Regions from separate parts of the Homo sapiens genome. Here region 2 is linked to region 1. A link is an interaction called in ENCODE POLR2A ChIA-PET data of the cell type or tissue named here. Cell type or tissue: MCF 10A. All regions are shown on one strand. Links, peaks and the distances in the headings refer to the core of each region. The heading gives the core; the rest is flanking DNA.

What was found. Peaks named below come from ENCODE experiments on the same cell type or tissue, not always from the same donor. Only the 100,000 strongest peaks of a DNase experiment are listed, where the experiment ranks them.
Region 2: POLR2A ChIA-PET joins it to region 1 with 5 read pairs; 30 of 35 experiments call an interaction of 5 or more read pairs at or near these places.

Annotation. Positions count from the first base shown.
Region 1 is chr2:231,608,680-231,617,681 of GRCh38, forward strand. It overlaps LOC105373928 (a long non-coding RNA gene), which reads left to right and starts at 3,087. Exons shown (of 2, transcript XR_923987.2): 1 at 3,087-4,206; 2 at 4,293-4,906. RefSeq lists enhancers at 3,610-3,859, 3,753-4,399, 4,400-5,045, 4,530-4,619, 4,630-4,679 and 4 more and a silencer at 5,510-5,889. In MCF 10A, for the core only: a CTCF peak has its summit at 4,035 (motif pointing right); DNase peaks (open chromatin) are centred at 3,302, 3,622, 4,002 and 5,262.
Region 2 is chr2:231,686,826-231,695,827 of GRCh38, forward strand. No RefSeq gene overlaps it. Among named protein-coding and RNA genes, the nearest start is that of PTMA, 17 kb to the right of the region's middle. RefSeq lists enhancers at 633-792, 662-1,386. In MCF 10A, for the core only: no CTCF peak of the experiment used is centred there; no DNase peak of the experiment used is centred there.

The DNA of each region.
Region 1 (9,002 bases), core at 2,850-5,349:
AACAGAGAATCTGATTGTGGCTGGGGGCACCTGCTTTAGAACAAACTTCCTCTGGGTCAAGAAGGGTCTCTCTGAGGAGCCACGTCTGAATCAGAGGCCAGTTCCTCGATAAGTTGAAAGATGAACATTAACCAGGCAAGTTCAAAGGCTCTTGGATGGGAAGGAAATTGAGGTGTTGGATTCAAGGGAACAAAAGTGAAGCTGATGACGGGAGATGAGGTGAGATGTAGGACCAGAGGGCCGGGGAGGTTGCCTCATGCTTGTAATCCCAGCACTTTGGGAAGCCAAGGAGGGCAGATCACTTGAGGTCAGGAGTTTGAGACTAGCCTGGCCAACATGGTGAAACCTCATCTCTACTAAAAATACAAAAAAAAAATTTAGCCAGGCATGGTGGCGTGTGCCTGTAGTCCCAGCTACTTGGGAGGCTGAGTCATGAGAATCACTTGAACCTGGAAGGCAGAAGTTAGAGTGGTCCGAGATCATGCCCCTGGGTGACACAGTGAGACTGTCTCAAAAAAAAGAAAAAAAGAAAAAAAGAAGCAGGACCAGAGGATGCAGGGCCTTGAGGAAGAATCTAGAAGAATCTAGCTTTTATTGTCAGTGAGGTGGGAGCGTCAGATGGTTCTAAGCAGGGCAGTCATGGAATCTTTTTTTTTTTTTTTCTTTTTGAGACAGAGTTTCGTACTTGTTGCCCAGGCTGGAGTGCAATGGCACAACCTCAGCTCACTGCAACCTCCGCCTCCTGATTCAAGCGATTCTCCTGCCTCAGCCTCCCGAGTAGCTGGGATTACAGGCATACGCCACCATGCCCGGCTAATTTGTATTTTTAGTAGAGATGGGTTTTCTCCATGTTGGTCAGGCTGGTCTCAAACTCTCAACCTCAGGTGATCCACCCGCCTCGGCCTCCCAAAGTGCTGGGATTACAGGTGTGAGCCACCGCGCCCAGCATGGAATCTTTACCTGTTTCAAGCCATCACTGGCGGTCAGACAGAAAATGAATTCATCACATGAAATACCTGCTGTTCGGCACATGAGCATTTCTGGAAGTATTTCTGGAAGTGTTCTATGGAATGGGTGTAAGGTTTTGGGTTTTGTTTTGTTTTTTTTCCCATTAGTTTTTTTTTGTTTTGGGGATGTTTTTAGAGATTGGGTCTCATGTTGCCCAGGCTGGACTCAAACTCCTGGGTTCAGATGATTCTCCCACCTCAGCCTCCCGAGTAGCTGGGACTACAGGTACGCACCACTGCACGTGGCTGAACATTAGCTTTAACCTGCATTTGTGCAATATCCTGTCTGCTGTTTAGGAGCTGGAGTCCAGCACTTGGACTTGTTTGGATCCCCAACTGCCTTGCTCTGAGTAGGTATTCAATGAACATTTGATGAGTTGATGCTTCTGTTTTAGCTATGATCTTCTGGGTTTGTTTTGTTTTGTTTTGTTTTTACACAGAATGTTGTCCAGGCTTGAGTGCAGTAGCACAACCTCGGCTCACTACAACCTCTTCGTCCCGAGTTCAAGTGATTCTCCTGCCTCAGCCTCCCGAGTAGCTGGGGCTACAGGTGCCCGCCACCATGCTGGGCTAAGTTTTTTGTATGTTTAGTAGAGACAGGCCTTCACCATGTTGGCCAGGCTGGTCTGGAACTCCTGACCTCAAGTGATCTGCCCACCTCAGCCTCCCAAAGCGCTGAGATTACAGGCGTGACCCACCTTGCTAGGCCTGATCTTCTGGTTTTGCTTCTCAAAGTGTGGTCCTCAGACCAGTATCCGCACCAGCTGGGAGCTTGTAGGAAATGGAGAATCCTAGGCCCCACCCAGGCCTACTAAATCAGAATCTGCCATTTAACAAGATCCCCAAGAAATCCTAATGAATGGTAAAGTTTAAGAAGCACTTCTAGAGGGCAGAATAACTCAAGGGCCTCCGAAAAACCCGTAACAGACAGCAGGAAGTGGGCAGGGGTTAAAAGAGAGGCAGCCCTTAAGCCCAGCTGGGATGGAAGAAGATTTTGATTGGAGGTAAGAGAAGGTACATTCCAGGCTAAGACAAGGCTGGGAAGGAGGAGGCAAGTGTGAGGGTGGAGGGCCAGTGGTCTGAAGCAGCCAGCCCCAGGGGCCAGCAAAATGAGGAGGTAGAAATTCCCAGAAAGGCAGGAGACACCAGTTGCAGTGGCTCACGCCTGTAATCCCAACACTTTGGGAGGCCGAAGCGGGTGGATCACCTGAGGTCAGGAGTTGGAGACCAGCCTGGCCAACATGGTGAAACCCAGTCTCTACTAAAATACAAAAATTAGCTGGGCATGGTGGCAGGCACCTGTAATCCCAGCTACTGGGGAGGCTGAAGCAGAAGAATTGATTGAACCCGGGAGGCGGAGCTTGCAGTGAGCTGAAATTGCACCACTGCACTCCAGCCTGGGAGACAGGGCAAGACTCAGTCTCAAAAAAAAAAAAAAAAAAAGGCAGGAGAAAGCTCTCTCAGAGAGCAGCCCCTCAGATGGCCAAACAAGACTGGGGAGTTAGGTGGTGTGAGGCTGAATTCTGGCTCTGCCTCCCCCTAGCTGAGTGACCTTGGGCAAGTTATCATACTTAACTCTCTGAGCCTCTACAAAGTGGGGATAATAATAGATGTGCCAGCTGTTGGGGGGGCAGGAAGATTAAATGAGATAACACATATAAAACGCTTGGTACAGGAGAAAGGTGGGGAGCGCTCAGTAAATGGTAACTGTGATGACGAATAAAGTGCGGGCTGGATTGGGAAGGCCAGGAGGGGGCACTGAAGGCTTTTGAGACGGGGAGTACTGCAGCCTGTGTTTTAGGGAGATAAATCCAGCGGGTGCACCAGAGACAAGGACAGGGGCATGGCCAGAGGCTGCGGGCAGATGGGAGGTTGGTGTAATAGGGGCAAGACATTGAGAGGTGCCTTGGAGCTCAGAGAGGGGGAAGCAGCTGCCCTGGGGCAGAGAGAGGCTGGGGCAGGATGGCTCTGGGCTTCTAGGCTAGGAGGTGGGCTGAGGGCAGGCAGGCTCTGGGAGAGACGTGCTGTGGGAAGTGTCTGGCTGGGGTGGGGTGGAGAGGGGGGCTTCAGGGGACAGCAGAGAGGGGAGGTCTGAGGCATGGGGAGGATCAGGACCAGAGTCAGAGAGAAAACTTTCAGCCACAGGGGTTTATGGATGCCTCAGGATAGGTGAGGCTGCTCCCAAGAAGGAGGTCCTGAGGGAGCAGGAGGTGAGCTCAGCTGCACACAGAGGACTCAGTTGGGGAGACTCCCTCAAAAGTGGCAGCCACCCTGAGTCACTAAGTCTGTGACTCACCTCTGGCAGAGAGGAGGCAGGACAAGTAACAAAGCTGGTGCTTCCTGGGATGTTATCTGTGGGCCAGTCCCTGGTTTGCAAATCCCTTCCGTGCATGAACTTATCTAAAGCCCTATGAGGTGGAGCTAGTACCGGCACTATCCCATACTGCAGATGGAGAAATTGAGGCCCTGTGCGGTGGGGGTTATTCCAGACTCTTCGGCCAGGACACAGGCATTTGGCTAAACCTAGTGTTTGTGGCAGGGTCTGTTCTGATTGGCCGATGCCTGTCCTACTGGTTAGTCAATGTTTTGAAGGTCACCCTGGTTACACAGCTGGAGGAGGCAGAATCCCAACTAACCCCTGGGGCTGGAGCCCTGGTCTGAACCAGGATCCTCTCTCCGTCTAGCGCCGCAGCGCACCTCAGGACAAGTAATGTGCGTCGAAGGGCTTTGGAAACTGCAAGGCACAGTATAAATAACAGGTTCCTTCATTCCTCCTGGGCAGGAACTTTGGCCTCAACAGTTCCTTCTTTGTTGAGGCCAAAGAAGCTGGGCCATGAGAAGGCAGAGGAAACGCTGCTGTGGGGAACCAGCATTCTCTCTGCTTACTCAACGGGGAAAGTGAGTCAGAAGGGAAGCCTCCCTGAGTGGAGCCCCATGGTCAGCCCCTGGGAGGTTCTCACGTGCCAGACGCCATCCGGCACTAACCAGGTTAGCCTGGACTTGTCCCCAGGGCCCGTCCAGGCTCTCCTGCAACTGGCCACCAGGGGGCGCCGCTCCCCCAGCCTTCCTCTTACTGAACCTACCCCCCACCACCCCCCCAACAACCTGCTCGCGAGAAACCAGGCCTTGGAAGGAGTCCCGGGGAGCAGGCACCAGAGACTTTGAAAAGTGGCAAAAACGCGGGAGATGCTGAGTGGAGGTGGGAGTTCGTCCCTGCCCCACTGGGAGGGAGAAGGGAAGGGGGGACGGAAACCTACATATACCCATTTTCAATTCCCAAACCAGCCCTGTGGAGGAGTGCCTGCTCCCATTTTACAGATGAGGAATTTGAGGCCCAAAGATGTTGGGTAAGATCAAGAGGCTAGGGACAGGCAGCGCTGCGTCATTTGCTTCCAAGGTCAGTTCCTAATGGGACCACAAGCAAATGCTAGCTCATTTGGCCCTGTTGCCTAGCGGGGTCTCCCCCCCCGCCCCCCGTTGATCCTATGTTCTGAGTCGTGGCCAACACCACAACCTATTCCCCCACTGTGTTCCAGCAACAATTCCAGCTGCCCCTTCTCCAACCTGAACTTTCTGGAAGCCTGGGCACCTGCTTCATTGTTTTCCAGGGACCCCCATCAGCCACCCATCCCACACCCTCCCCATCTGGGCAGAGCCGGGAGCCCCCTCTGCAGCCCTGTCCTGCTTGACATCCCTTCCCCACCCCAGGGACCCCGCGGGGTCAGGCTTTGCTCCTCGACACCCCACGGTAGGCAGCAGCACGAATAAACAATGGGACATTTGAACCAGGAAGAGCCTGTGGTTGAGGCCAAAACAGGCACCAAGGTTTTCTCTCAGCTCCTACCAACTCCTTTTATGGCCTCTGGGCCCAGTTCCTTCTTCATAAAAAGTCAGAACTGGAAAAGGCCTCGAGTCACTGGGTCCAACCTGAGCCAACACTTTCCTTTTCTATAGAAAAAACCCGTCGTGCTGCCTCCCCGGCTCCAGCCAGGTTTACAGCACCAGGATCTGGGCCGGCAGCGTCCTTCACCGGAGGGAAATTCTAACCCTGGGGCGGGACCTGGGCACGTCCGCCGGGGAGGCCCAGTCCCTGCACCTGTAAAATGGGGGGCGGGCCTAACCGTAGCTTCTTCAAAGGCCCCCCGCCCCCAGCTTGAGGTTCTGTATCTAGCCCCAGGGACCCGCCCTAACGAACATCTATTTCGGCCCCCTCTGTCCAACCGTTTCCTTCCCTCTGCCCTGAGAGCTGTAGGCAGCTCGCGTGTGTGGGCGCACGTGCGTGCAAGTGATCATGTGTGTGCAGGAGCCGGTGGCGGCCAGACGCAACTCGGCACAGGCGTCCGCGCCTGGCTCTGTGCGCGCCCCCGAGATGCCGGCCTCCCCTAGTCAACCAGGTGGCCGTGTGCAGCCCCGGGTGTGCTCCGCGGGTACCAGCCCGGGCCGCTCGCCCCTCGCGGCCGACAGCACGCGGTGCGCGGCATCTGGAACGTGGGAGCTTCTGGTTCCCAGTCCCGGAGACCAGCGCCCCCTCCCCGCCAGGGATTTTTTCTGCTCCGCGAGGCGCGCTCCGGGGCGGGGGCCGAGAGCAGCCCCGCCCGGGCCGGCCTGCTAGGGCGGCGAGTCTGCCGGGAGCGCGCCGCCCCCACCCAGGCGCCCCGATGGGTTTTTCCATGACTGCATCCGGCCTCGGGCCGCCTTTGTTCCCGCCGTCCCCGGCCTGCCCGCGAAGCGGCCCGCCTCTCCCTGCGCGCCTGGGATTTTCCAGGGCTCAATTGGAGCACTGGCGAGCCGCCTCCCCGCCCCCAGCCTCCCCTGCCCCGGCTGCCCCCGAGTCCTGTTTCAGGGATCCTAGCCCTCTCTCCAGACGCGCTGCTCTGTCCACTGTCCCCGCCTCCAGGACCTGCGTCCTCCCAGCCCCACATTTGTGCGCAAAGTTGACGGTCACCGGGCCCGCGCGCTTCGGCATCTCGCGAAGGCGCTGCCCGCGCCCTGAGTCCTTCCCTGGGGCTGTACGTTGGAAAGGACAGAGGTCTCCTCTGCTTCGCAGTTGCAAAAGGCTTCACGTTTTCACCAAGGGGCAGATGGGGCAGTAGGGGCCCTGGGAGGCCTGGTCCACCAAGGAGGGGGAACCCGCGCGCGCGCGCGCACGCACGTGGCCCGGCGCGCCCGGGAGACCTCCGTGTGATCACCGCGCGCAGCAGCTCCCGGGCGGAAACACCTCCCCCCTCCACGGGAAAGTGGGCTCAACCGGGGGCGGAAAGCGACACGGCTGGGGGACGACTACGTGCTCCCTTAACCCCCTTCCCGCTGTCAGTAAGGAAGTGGAGATAAACCGAAGAGAGGCCTTGGAGAAAGGAGCAGGGCGGGGTGAGGGAGTTGTGGGGGGATTATTTGAGAGTGAGGTCAAGCTCAAGAGCCCCAGGACCCTCTCAGATCCCCCGTGCCCGTGGGAACTGCGCGTCCGCCACCGATCCTGCCCGCGCCGGGTTGAGTTCAGTTTGTGTCTCCGCGCGCTGCGACTTTGCGCGCCTGGGGGCCTCCCAGCTATTGCCTGGCTATGCTGGCGGGAAAAGTGTAAGAAACGCTGTTTGCCCTGCAGGAGAAGCCAGATACGCATGGGGTGCTTCAGGCTGGGGAAAGGTGCCTGCCTCTGTGGGGTTTTTGGAATCCCAGGTGGCGCCCTTCCTACAGCCCGGCAGAAGGCAGCCATGCCTTCAGGTGGGGAAAGATCTGGAGGTGCGGGTGGGAGGAGGACGAAGCAGGAGGGACACCCGGATCCGCAAAGGGTCAGAGACCCAGAGCTGTCTTGCTGTGCCAAGTGAGAGGGAATGCCCCGTCGGCAGCTTTGAGCGCCAGCTCCCTGGCCTAACCAGTCATGAGGGAACGGGCAGGCTGCTCTGGAAGGGCCCTTCCTCCAGGTGTCCTCTTGATCAGCTTTGCCTGCTCTTTAAGGTGTCCCTGTGTCTCGGCCGCCTCCCCTCTCGACCCTCTTTTTTGCTCTCAGAGGCAGCACACCAGTCCCCATCCCCAACCATCCCAGGATGAGAATGTCTTGGTCCTGGCCGGGCGCGGTGGCTCACGCCTGTAATCCCAGTACTTTGGGAGGCCGAGACGGGCGGACCACGAGGTCAGGAGTTGGAGACCAGTCTGGCCAACATAGTGAAACCCCGTCTTTACTAAAAATGCAAAAAATTAGCCGGGTGTGGTGGTGTGCGCCTGTAATCCCAGCTACTCGGGAGGCTGAGGCAGGAGAATCGCGTGAACCCGGGAGGCAGAGGTTACAGTGAGCCGAGATCGTGCCATTGCACTCCACCCTGGGTGACAGTGCGAGACTCCGTCTCTAAATAAATAAAATAGGGCCAGGCGCGGTGGCTCACGCCTGTAATCCCAGCACTTTGGGAGGCCGAGGCGGGCAGATCACCTGAGGTTGGGAGTTCAAGACTAGCCTGACCAACATGGAGAAACCCCGTTTCTACTAAAAATACAAAATTAGCCGGGTGTGGTGGCACATGCTTGTAATCCCAGCTACTTGGCAGGAGAATCGCTTGAACCCTGGAGGCAGAGGTTGCAGTGAGCCGAGATCGCGCCATTGCACTCCAACCTGGGCAACAAGAGCGAAACTCCCTCTAAAAAAAAAATTAATTAATTAAAGGAATTAAAAAAAATAAAGCCTTGATCCCACACCTGGGTTCCCTGCTGCTCACAGGATAACTCAGATGCCCTTTGCCCTTGTAGAATTGGTGGGAGATTCCAGGAGCAGAGGCACAGCCCCTGGCTGGGGCCCAGCCCTGCCATAAGGGGAACTTTAACCGAGATACCTGCTTCCCTCCTCCATCAGTCCCCTCAACGCCATAGCAACAGAGGCCTTCAAGGTGCACAACTCCTCACCTAGTATGCTAACTGATATTGACTAGACCGATCAGACAAGCAGGCCCTCCTTAGACTCACCTAAAAATATTGGGGTGAGCAGGATGCCATCCAGTTCCCAAAATGATAGCACTCTGGCATCTCCTTTCTTCTTCCCTCACCTTGCACAGAGGAGTAAGTCATGTTTAAGATCTAGTCAATTCCGGTGGTGCCAATAGTAATGGTGCCAATTCAAGTGGTGTCAGATGGTTTCTACCTGTCCTCCCTGACCAGGGCCGGCCTTGGGGCAGCAGGAGAGAAAAAGAGCCCGTTGGCAGGTGCTTGATCCCAGTTGTGACTCCCATAAGGGGGCAAACATCAAAAGTTCTGTCACTCAGAGATGAGGTGATTGCACCACTAAATCCTATTTGCTGTTCCTTCATCCTCAGCTGTCATATCGACTGCTCACCCTTCAATCTCCATGTCCTTGCTCAGGCTGAGAATATTCTATTTTTGTTTTGGAGACAAGATTGCACTCTGTTGTCCAGGCTGGAGTGCAGTGGTGCAATCACGGCTCCCTGCAGCCTCAACTTCCTGGGCTCAAGTCATCCTCCTGCCTCAGGCTCCCTAGTAGCTGGAACTACAGATGCGTGCCAACACACCCAGCTAATTTTTTGGATTTTTAATAGAGATGGGTCTCACTATGTTGCCCAGGCTGGTCTCACTCCTGAGCTCGAATGATCTTCCAGCCTCGGCCTCCCAAAGTGCTAGGATTACAAGTGTAATCTTAAGTCCTGGCCTGAAGCATTATTCCTCTTCATCACCTCCCACCTACTCAAACATACACTTTCCAGAACTTTCCTTCTAGTCAGAATGTTTTCTCCTCCCTTTAAAGGCAGAGTTCGGGAAAGCAGAAACAAAGAGAAATGCTTTGATCTTGACGCATTCTAAAAATGGAATTAAACTTCCAATAGTGATAGCAAACAGTTAGTATTTGCTACTTGCCAGGCTGTTCACATATGTTAATTCATTTAACCCACATAACCACTCTGGGAGGTGGGCACCATTATCACTTCCATTTTAGAGATGAGAAAACAGGCACAAGAAGTGAAGCGACCTGTCCAAGGTCACACAGGCAGAGGCTCAGCT
Region 2 (9,002 bases), core at 3,015-5,514, 78 kb after region 1:
ACCACTCTGCCCGCTTCCCAGTTTCCCTCCAATTTTCAGGCAGGTTGTCCCCAAAGTCAGGCTCAGGTAAGTGAGGCCCTGCAACCTCCCCTGGCCTCAGCCTGGCTCCATCACATCCCACAGGGCCAAGCCCAGGTGGACACCCACATTCATACAGACATGCACCCGCATAAACACACAGTGAAAAAAGGACTCAGGCACGGGCACACTCCTACAAGCACAGATGCAGACATGCATTCATAACACACCTGCACATGCTGACACACGGGCATGTATACATGGACAAAAACAGACACAGATGTGCAGACAGACACACACAGATGCATGCTCACAGATTCACACACACACTCACGGGCACACCCTGCGCACATCAGACACAGGCATTCCTGGGACACATCAGCAGACACAGACACACATAGACCTGCTCACATACAGCACATACTCACACAGAACCCACAGGCACCCACCAGCACACACCCGGCCAGGCCTTAGATGCTGGAAGAGGAACTGCTGATCAGGGACCTGGAGCTGCTACCTCCTCCCTCGAGGAGCCCCCCAGGCCGGCAGAGGGCACTCTAGGCCCCATCCCTCCAGGCCCAGCCACTGGAGGGTTAGGGGTTGGGAGGGAGCACGTGGTCACCTCCTGCCCTCCCAAGCCAGGTCCCTTTTGTTTCACCACCCCGCCAACTCCCGGGAGGCGGCTGTGCCTGGGGACCTCCTGTGACTATGCCTGGCGACCGAGAGTCCTGCAGGACCTGCCTGGTTGAGGTTGTGCTCATCTGAGCCCCAGAGATGAGCCTGGGGGGCTGTGGAGCAGTGAGAGGACCCAGGCTCCAGGCAGGTGCCCAGCACTAGGACAGCAGCCACCACAAGGATGGAGAGCCCGCCCATCACCCATGCCTGTTCCAGGCAGGACCGTGCAGCCCCCAGAGCCCTGCGATCCTCTGCCCCTCACAGTGCAGCCCAAGGGGCCAAGGGTGCTTACCCTGTGGCCTCCCCATTGTCCCTCTGAGAGCTTGTTAATGTACTGTCCCCTGGGCGGGAGGTGGGGAGGGGCTTCCAGAATGCTGAAATGGGAGCTGAGAACCCCAATGGCAAGCCCCTCAGTGTTCCCCTTCTCTCAGTGCCCGGCTCTTCTGACCTCACCTTTCAGTACCCCTTCACCCCAACTTGGAGTCTTGGAGGTTATGCGTGGGAATCATTCAAGACACCACGTCTGCTACTTACAAGTTAAGAGTCTTGGGCGAGTGATTTAACCTCCACAACCTCAGTTTTCTCATCTGTAAAATGGGCATCTTTAGCAGTCCCTGCCTTGCAGGTGGAGCTGGGGGCAAACAAGGCAGTGCATGCAGAGCCCTGGTTTGGTGCCAGGCCATGGTGGGTGGATATTGGCTGCTTTCGCTGTGGTGATCACTGTGTGCTGAGTGCTTTCCTGGCTGAGCCTTTGGGACAATGTGTGGACCCCAGCAGGGAGTCACATAGTATGTGCTCACTAAACCCTGGTACATGAACCAGAAAGGGATGGGGCAGCCCAGGAATGCCACACTTGTGCCATCAGCCAACAGCCAGCATCAGGGAGAGCCTGGCAAGATGCCGGGCCTTGTTTTCTAAGTGGTTTGTTTCTTGGGACTTGAGTTTCTATTTGGTAGGACCACGCTCTGGACCTGGTGATGGGCCTTGGCTGAATGAGGTTCCTCCTCCTCCCCCTTCCACCAAGGAAGGACGAGACTGACCCTCCCCACCCACCAGCAACCCCCAGTCTCCTTCCCAGTTGCTCCCATAATTAGGCCCTGTGCAGTTCAAGAGGGGGTGTCTGCACTGCCTCTCCTCCCCCAGCTTCATCAGGCCAAGGGTGGGGGGTCTCCCCTCCCTCAGGGGTGTTTCTGGCCCTCCCGAGGGCAGGCAGGGAGCTGGCCAAACCTGTGGCAGGGGTGGGGATTCTGTCCACCATCGTAGGGCCCCTTGCTAGGAGGTTAGCGGTACACGCCGCTCGGCAGGGCTGCGGTGTACTTAGGTACATGGGCCGTCGTTAGTGCCGGCCTCACTGCAAGTGAATTAGCTGGTCCTCAGGGAGCAAGTGCTGAAGGCTGCAGGCTCCTGGCCCTGGCCAGTGATTTATTACCACAACCTCACCCACAGCAGAGGCCGGTGGCATCCCTGCCCCCAGCCTACTGGCCTGGCCGGCGGCCGGGAGCAGGAGGCTGGTGCCCAGAGCTGCCCTGGCTGCCCGTCCACCTGCTACTCATCGGTCTATTCATCAGGACATCCCTGCTCCCTCCCACTGTTCCGCTGCCTTCATCCACCAGGCCCACCCACACGCAGGCCTGACCCACCCTGCCAGGCTCCGTCTCCTACTCCGAGTCCCCTGGCACCTTGGGTGACCCAAGGGAGGCCCCTTTGTCCTCCTTCCCCCACCTCTGTGTCTTTCTGCCCCCCTCAACTGGAGCCCCAGGATCCACTAACTGGCGTTGATGAATAGCAGAGGTCAGCTTGTGCCAAAAAGCAGGCCCTTGGCAGCCTCTAACAAGGTTGAGGGAGTCAGCCCCTTGGTCCCAGCCACAAAAGCCCTGAGGAACCCATCCCTCTCCCTTCCATGGCCCCCAGAATGTTCACTTCCTCCAGTGGAGGCAGGTGCTCAATGCGCATGTGCTGACGGGTGCACGGACGCATAGCTACCCTTCCCCACGGCAAGTGGCTCGTGCTTCATCCACTTGCGTGGCTCACATCTGCTCCCATGTCTCCATGTCTCTGGCTTGAAAACTGGCCTACTGCGGCCACAGAGTGAAAAACGCCCATATTCTGAGGCCAAAAGACCTGAATTCCAAACCTGGCCTTGTCTGTGAGCTGTGTGATCCTGTCTCTGAGCCAAAACGTCCTCAAGGTCATGTGAGGCCAACCCCCCGCCCCCCTGCTGGCTCTGAGGCATTGATCTTGTGCAGGGAATGCAGGGCATAGAGATGCCACCCAAATGCACTGCCACCACAGCAGAACTTGGCTCAAAGTGTTTGTCCTGGGGGTCTCCTTAGCACATATGTGTGCAATTTTCCTGGTATTGTTCTATGATCCTTGATGTGTTGCTCTGTAATTGGTCTCAAATGGTTTCACCATAATAAATAATATCTACAGAGCTGTTCAGAGTCTGCAAAGTACCTTTTTTCTCATTCTATTCCCACCTTTACAAAAAGAAATAGAGTGGCGGGCCACGGTGGCTCACGCCTGCAATCCCAGCACTTTGGGAGACCAAGGCGGGTGGATCACCTGAGGTCAGGAGTTCAAGACGAGTCTGACCAACATAGTGAAACCCCGTCTCTACTAAAAATACAAAAATTAGCCAGGCGTGGTGGTGCGCACCTGTAATCCCAGCTACTCAGGAAGCTGAGGCGGGAGAATCTCTTGAACCCGGGAGGTGGAGGTTGCAGTGAGCCGAGATCATGCCATTGCACTCCAGTTTGGGCAACAGAAGGAGACTTTGTCTCAAAAAAAAAAAAAGAAGAAAAGAAGCAGAGGCTCAGAGAAGTTAAGCTGGGGCCTCCCCTGACCCCCGGGATCTGATGGTTCATGGGAGAGGCCAGCGTTGCACTCATTAGGAGGCAGGGTTTTCTCATGAGCAGGCTGTGCTTTGACGTCCCAGGTGTGGGTGCATGACTGCTCACCTGGGTGTGCAGGTGTCCAGGCTGAGAGCAGGTGAGCCCCGAAGGGGGCTTATGGAGGAGTCATGCCTGCCATGGTGGGCTGTGGGACTGGGTTAGCTCCACAATCCCTTTCTAGTGTGGGGAAAGGGATTGGACCACATGAAATGCCTCTAGTGGAACTGAGTTTCTTTTCTTTTTTTTTTTTTTTTTTGAGAGGGAGTCTCGCACTGTCCCCTGGGCTGGAGTGCAATGGTGCTATCTCCGCTCACTGCAACCTCCGCCTCCCGGGTTCACACAATTCTCCTGCTTCAGCCTCCCGAGTAGCTGGGATTACAGGCACACACCACCACACTCAGCTAATTTTTTTTTTTTTTTTGTATTTTTAGTAGAGACGGGGTTTCACTATGTTGGCCAGACTGGTCTCGAACTCCTGACATCGTGATTCACCTGCCTCAGCCTCCCAAAGTGCTGGGATTACAGGCGTGAGCCACCACACCTGGCCTTCTTTTGAGATAGAGTTTTGCTCTTGTCACCCAGGCTGGAGTGCAATGGGACGATCTCAGCTCACTGCCATCTCTGCCTCCTGGGTTCAAGTGATTCTCCTGCCTGTCTCCCTGGTAGCTGAGATTACAGGCATGCGCCACTATGCCCTGCTAATTTTTTGTATTTTTGGTAGAGACGGGGTTTTGCCATGTTGACCAGGCTTGTCTTGAACTGACCTCAGGTGATCCGCCTGCCTCAGCCTCCCAAAGTGCTGAGATTACAGACGTGAGCCACTGCGCCTGGCCCTGAGTTTCCATCACCCAGATAAGTGGCATTATTAGCTGTTTGATTGATTTGCTTATTTTGTTGCTGTTTTGGTCAGAAAACTGAGGCACCAGGGAGGTACAGTGACTTGTCCCAGAGGCGCAGTAATGTGAGAATGGGGGATGAAAACAGCAAATCCGAGTACTGGGAGGGCGGGCTCTGCCAGAGGAAAGCTGGTGGGGGCAGCGATCAGCAGGGGAGGCCCCGGGAATCTACCTAGAATTGTCCACCCTGGAGTCCTAAAGCCCAGTCTGGAGTGCAGTGGCACACTCACAGCTGCTGCAGCCTCGACCTCCTGGGCTCAGGCAAACCTCCCACCTCAACCTCCCAAGTAGTTAGGACCTCAGGTGCAACACCACACTTGGCTAATTTTTTTTTCTCTTTTTTTGAGACGGAGTTTCACACTGTTGCCCCAGCTGGAGTGCAACGGCATGATCTTGGCTCACTGCAACCTCTGCCTCCTGGGTTCACGTGATTCTCCTGCCTCAGCCTTTAGAGTAGCTGGGATTACAGGTGCACACCACGACACTCGGCTAATTTTTTGTATTTTTAGTAGAGACGGGGTTTCACTACGTTGGCCAGACTGGTCTTGAACTCCTGACCTTGTGATCTGCCCGCCTCAGTCTCCCAAAATGCTGGGATTATAGACGTAAACCACTGCGCCTGGCCGCTAATTTTTCTTTCTTTCTTTCTTTCTTTCTTTGAGATGGAAGCTCACTCTGTTGCCCAGGCTGGAGTGCAGTGGCACGATCTCAGCTCACTGCAACCTCCGCCTCCCGAGTTCAAGCAATTCTCGTGCCTCAGCCTCCCGAGTAGCTTGGATCAAGGCATCTGCTACCACACCCAGCTATTTTTGTATTTTTAGTAGAGACGGTGGTTTCACCATGTTGGCCAGGCTGGTCTCGAACTCTTGACTTCAGATGATCCACCCGCCTCAGCCTCCCAAAGTGCTGGGATTACCGGCATGAGCCACCATGCCTGGCCAAAATGACTTCTTCTTTTTTTTTTTGAGACAGTTTCGCTCTGTCACCCAGGCTGGAATGCAGTGGCGCGATCTCGGCTCACTGCAACCTCCATCTCCCGGGTTCAAGTGATTACCCTGCCTCAGCCTCCAAAGTAGCTGGGATTACAGGCATGCGCCACCACACCTGGCTAATTTTTTGTATTTTTGGTAGAGACAGGGTTTTGCCATGTTGGCCAGGCTGGTCTTGAACTCCTGGCCTCAAGGGATCTGCCCGCCTGGGCCTCCCAAAGTGCTGGGATTACAGGCGTGAGCCACCATGCCCGGCTTAATTTTTTAATTTTTTTGCGAGACAAAGTCGCCCTATGTTGCCCAGGCTGATCTCAAATTCCTGGGCTCAAGTGATCCTCCTGCTCCGGCCTCCCAAGGTACTGGAATTACAGGCATGAGCCGCTGTGCCCTGCCAAAAGTTTTTTTTTTTTTTTTTTTTTTTAATACAGAAACATACAAGGGAGAATAAAACCAACACCCACAGATCTGCAGGGACCTGCTTGGTGCCCCGGCCCCTAGGAGGGGAAAGGGTGGTTGAACGGTTGGTGGTATCATGGGCACATGCTCGCATCTGCACACGCATGCACACATCTGTGGCCACATTCAGGACATGGGATCCGTGTTCATGGTTGTACAGACATGTACATGCACACCGAGAGACTGGGCGTGGGAGTGTGGAACGGGCCTGCTACAGGGAAGAGAGGACAGGCTGGGCCAAGGCCTGGGTGTGGCCGCGCGCCTGCAGGTGCCTCTTGCCCTGCGTTCTATGCCCGCACCAGGCCTGCCCCCAGTGGCGGCTCCATGCTGTGCTTCCATCCAGGTAGGCAAGGCAGGCCCCCTCAAATACCCACCAGCGAGCAGCTGGGGCTCGGGCCCCACAGCACTGTTTCCTAGGTTTTCAGGCTTGGCTCTTTCCTGGCCTTTCCCACTGGCCCCTCTGGCCAGACTGGTCCCCTGAGCTCCAGCAGCCTGAGGCAGTACATGGGCATGGCTGCCTAAGAACAGATGAGGATGGACATGCTTCTGTGGAGAGGGGAAGTTGGCTGACACCCGTGTGGACACACAGGAAACACTCAAATTCACTCACGTTGTTCCTGGGCTGTGGGGCCCAAGGAAGTGTGTTTCTGGTGGGAGTTTGGGGTGATAGCACAGAGCTCAGTGTGTCTATGCAGCAGGGGCCAGCAAGGCCCTGGCCTGAGGCCTTGGGATGACTGAGGGCCCCCTGGGAAGGGGACTCCAGGGCAGGGGTTGGAAACTTGGGAGCAGATCTGACTTCGGAGGTAACACCACCAACTGCGCTGCCACACATTCTTGAAAAGCAACAACCATAAGCTTTGAATACCAAGAACGGGCATTATGAACACATTATAAATGGCAGGTTGCTTTGTTATTGACATGTCATGCCAGTGGAAAGGCACCGCTGTTCCCCTTTCATCCTGAAGGGCAGCGCAGCTCTCTCCCACCTTGGCCCCAACTCAGCTCTTGCCCGCCTGGCACGTCTGTAGTTTCAGGTGCTCAGCTGGATACCAAGGCTGTAAGCCCCCAGGGGAGGTGGGGTCTTAAAGGGGGTCTCCCTTCTGCATCTCACTGGCGATCTGTGACCCCCCAGGGTCAGGGCCTTCCCTAAAGAACTCCCTCTGGGAGCAAGGGGTTGCTGGGCGAGGTGGTGCGCTCCCGCCAGCCTGCCTGTGGGGTCTCTGAGGCACTGGCCTGGGCCTGGTGTTCTGAGCTCCTGCGGCCTGTTCCTCAGAGTGTGGGACCACATTTCCTTAAGGCTGAGCAGCACGATGCCAATCCCAGGGATGTTCCTGTCTGTCCCATGAGGGAAAGCCAAATCGGAACCATTTGGTGTAAATGCCATGGAGGGGCCGTGCAGAGGCGTGGCTGGTTTCTTACTCATCCTTCAGTAAGGGAGGGAATGCCATAATCTCTTGGAAAGTTCCCTCAAAGGGCCAGACAATGACACTGGGGAAATGGAAGGTGACATGGATGTGACCACATAGTCACAAAGCTATGTCCAGGCGGGGGACAGTGGGAAGGGCTTATGTCCAGGCGGGGGACAGTGGGAAGGGCTTATGTCCAGGCAGGGGACAGTGGGAAGGGCTTATGTCCAGGCGGGGGACAGTGGGAAGGGCTTCATGAGTGGGGGCAGCCACTCACGGAGCCGGGACAGGGTCAAAGCCAGGGGACAAAGCTGGGACGGGGGCAAAGCCAGGTTGGTCCCCACCTCCACCAGTTCCTTCTGGCAGCCTTGATCTCCACTTGTGTGAAATGGGGACACCTGCCTTGATTGGCGTGAGGCTCAAATGACATAACCTATGGGAAACTGCCCTGGGTATAAAAGGCTCTAGTTTGTTTAATTAATTACCATTTTAATTAATTTAGGCCTCAGTTCTAAAGTTTGTAGAAATACCTAAAGGACGCTGGGCACAGTGGCTCATGCCTGTAATCCCAGCACTTTGGGAGGCTGAGGCGGGCGAATCACCTGAGGTCAGGAGTTCGAGATTAGTCTGACCAACATGGTGAAACCCGGTCTCTACTAAAAATATAAAAATTAGCTGGGCGTGGTGGCGTGCACCTGTAATCCCAGCTACCTGGGAGCCCGAGGCAGGAAAATCGCTTGAACCCAGGAGGTGGCAGTGAGCTGAGCTCGCACCACTGCACTCCAGCCTGGGCAACAGGGTGAGGCTCTGTCTCAAAAAAAAAAAAAAAAAAAAGGACAACAGGGAAAAAATAACTGAAGTTGTTGGGTCGAGGAAAATAGGGTAGGAAAGAAGAAGACAGAGACAGGGTGAGTCCTGTTGGCCTCCAGGAGGCCACGGAACCAAGAGCTGCAACTCACAGCTGGCACCGAGCTTCCTAGCCAAGAGAGAAGGAAGGGGACCAGTTACAAGACCTGGAGGCCCTATAAAGAAAAAAGGGAAACAAGTTATTCAAAAGCCTAGCTTTTCCTGGTAATAATAAGTGGCTGGTGATTATCAAGTGTTTTTTTTTTTTTTTAGATGGAGTTTTGTTCTTGTTGCCCAGGCTGGAGTGCAATGGCATGATCTCGGCTCACTGCAACCTCCGCCTCCTGGGTTCGAACGATTCTCCTGCCTTAGCCTCCCAAGTCTTAGCCTCCCAAGTAGCTGGATTACAGGCACCCACCATCATGCCCAGCTAATTTTTGTATTTTTAGTTGACACAGGGTTTGACTATGTTGGCCAGGTTGGTCTTGAACTTCTGACCTCAGGTGATACTCCCTTCTTGGCCTCCCAAAGTGCTATGATTACCGGTATGAGCCACAGAGCCTGGCCAAGTTTTTTTGTTTGTTTGTTTTTGTTTTTTGAGACAGAGTCTTGCTTTGTTATCCAGGCTGGAGTGCAGTGGTGCAATCTTGGCTCACTGCTACTTTGATCTCTTGGGCTTAAGCGATTCTCCCATCAGCCTCCTAAGTAGCTGGGATTACAGGCATGCACCACGAAGCCCGGCTAATTTTTAATTTTTTTTGTAGAGACAGAGGGGGTGTCCCACTATGTTGCCCAGGCTGGTCTTGAACTCCTAGGCTCAAG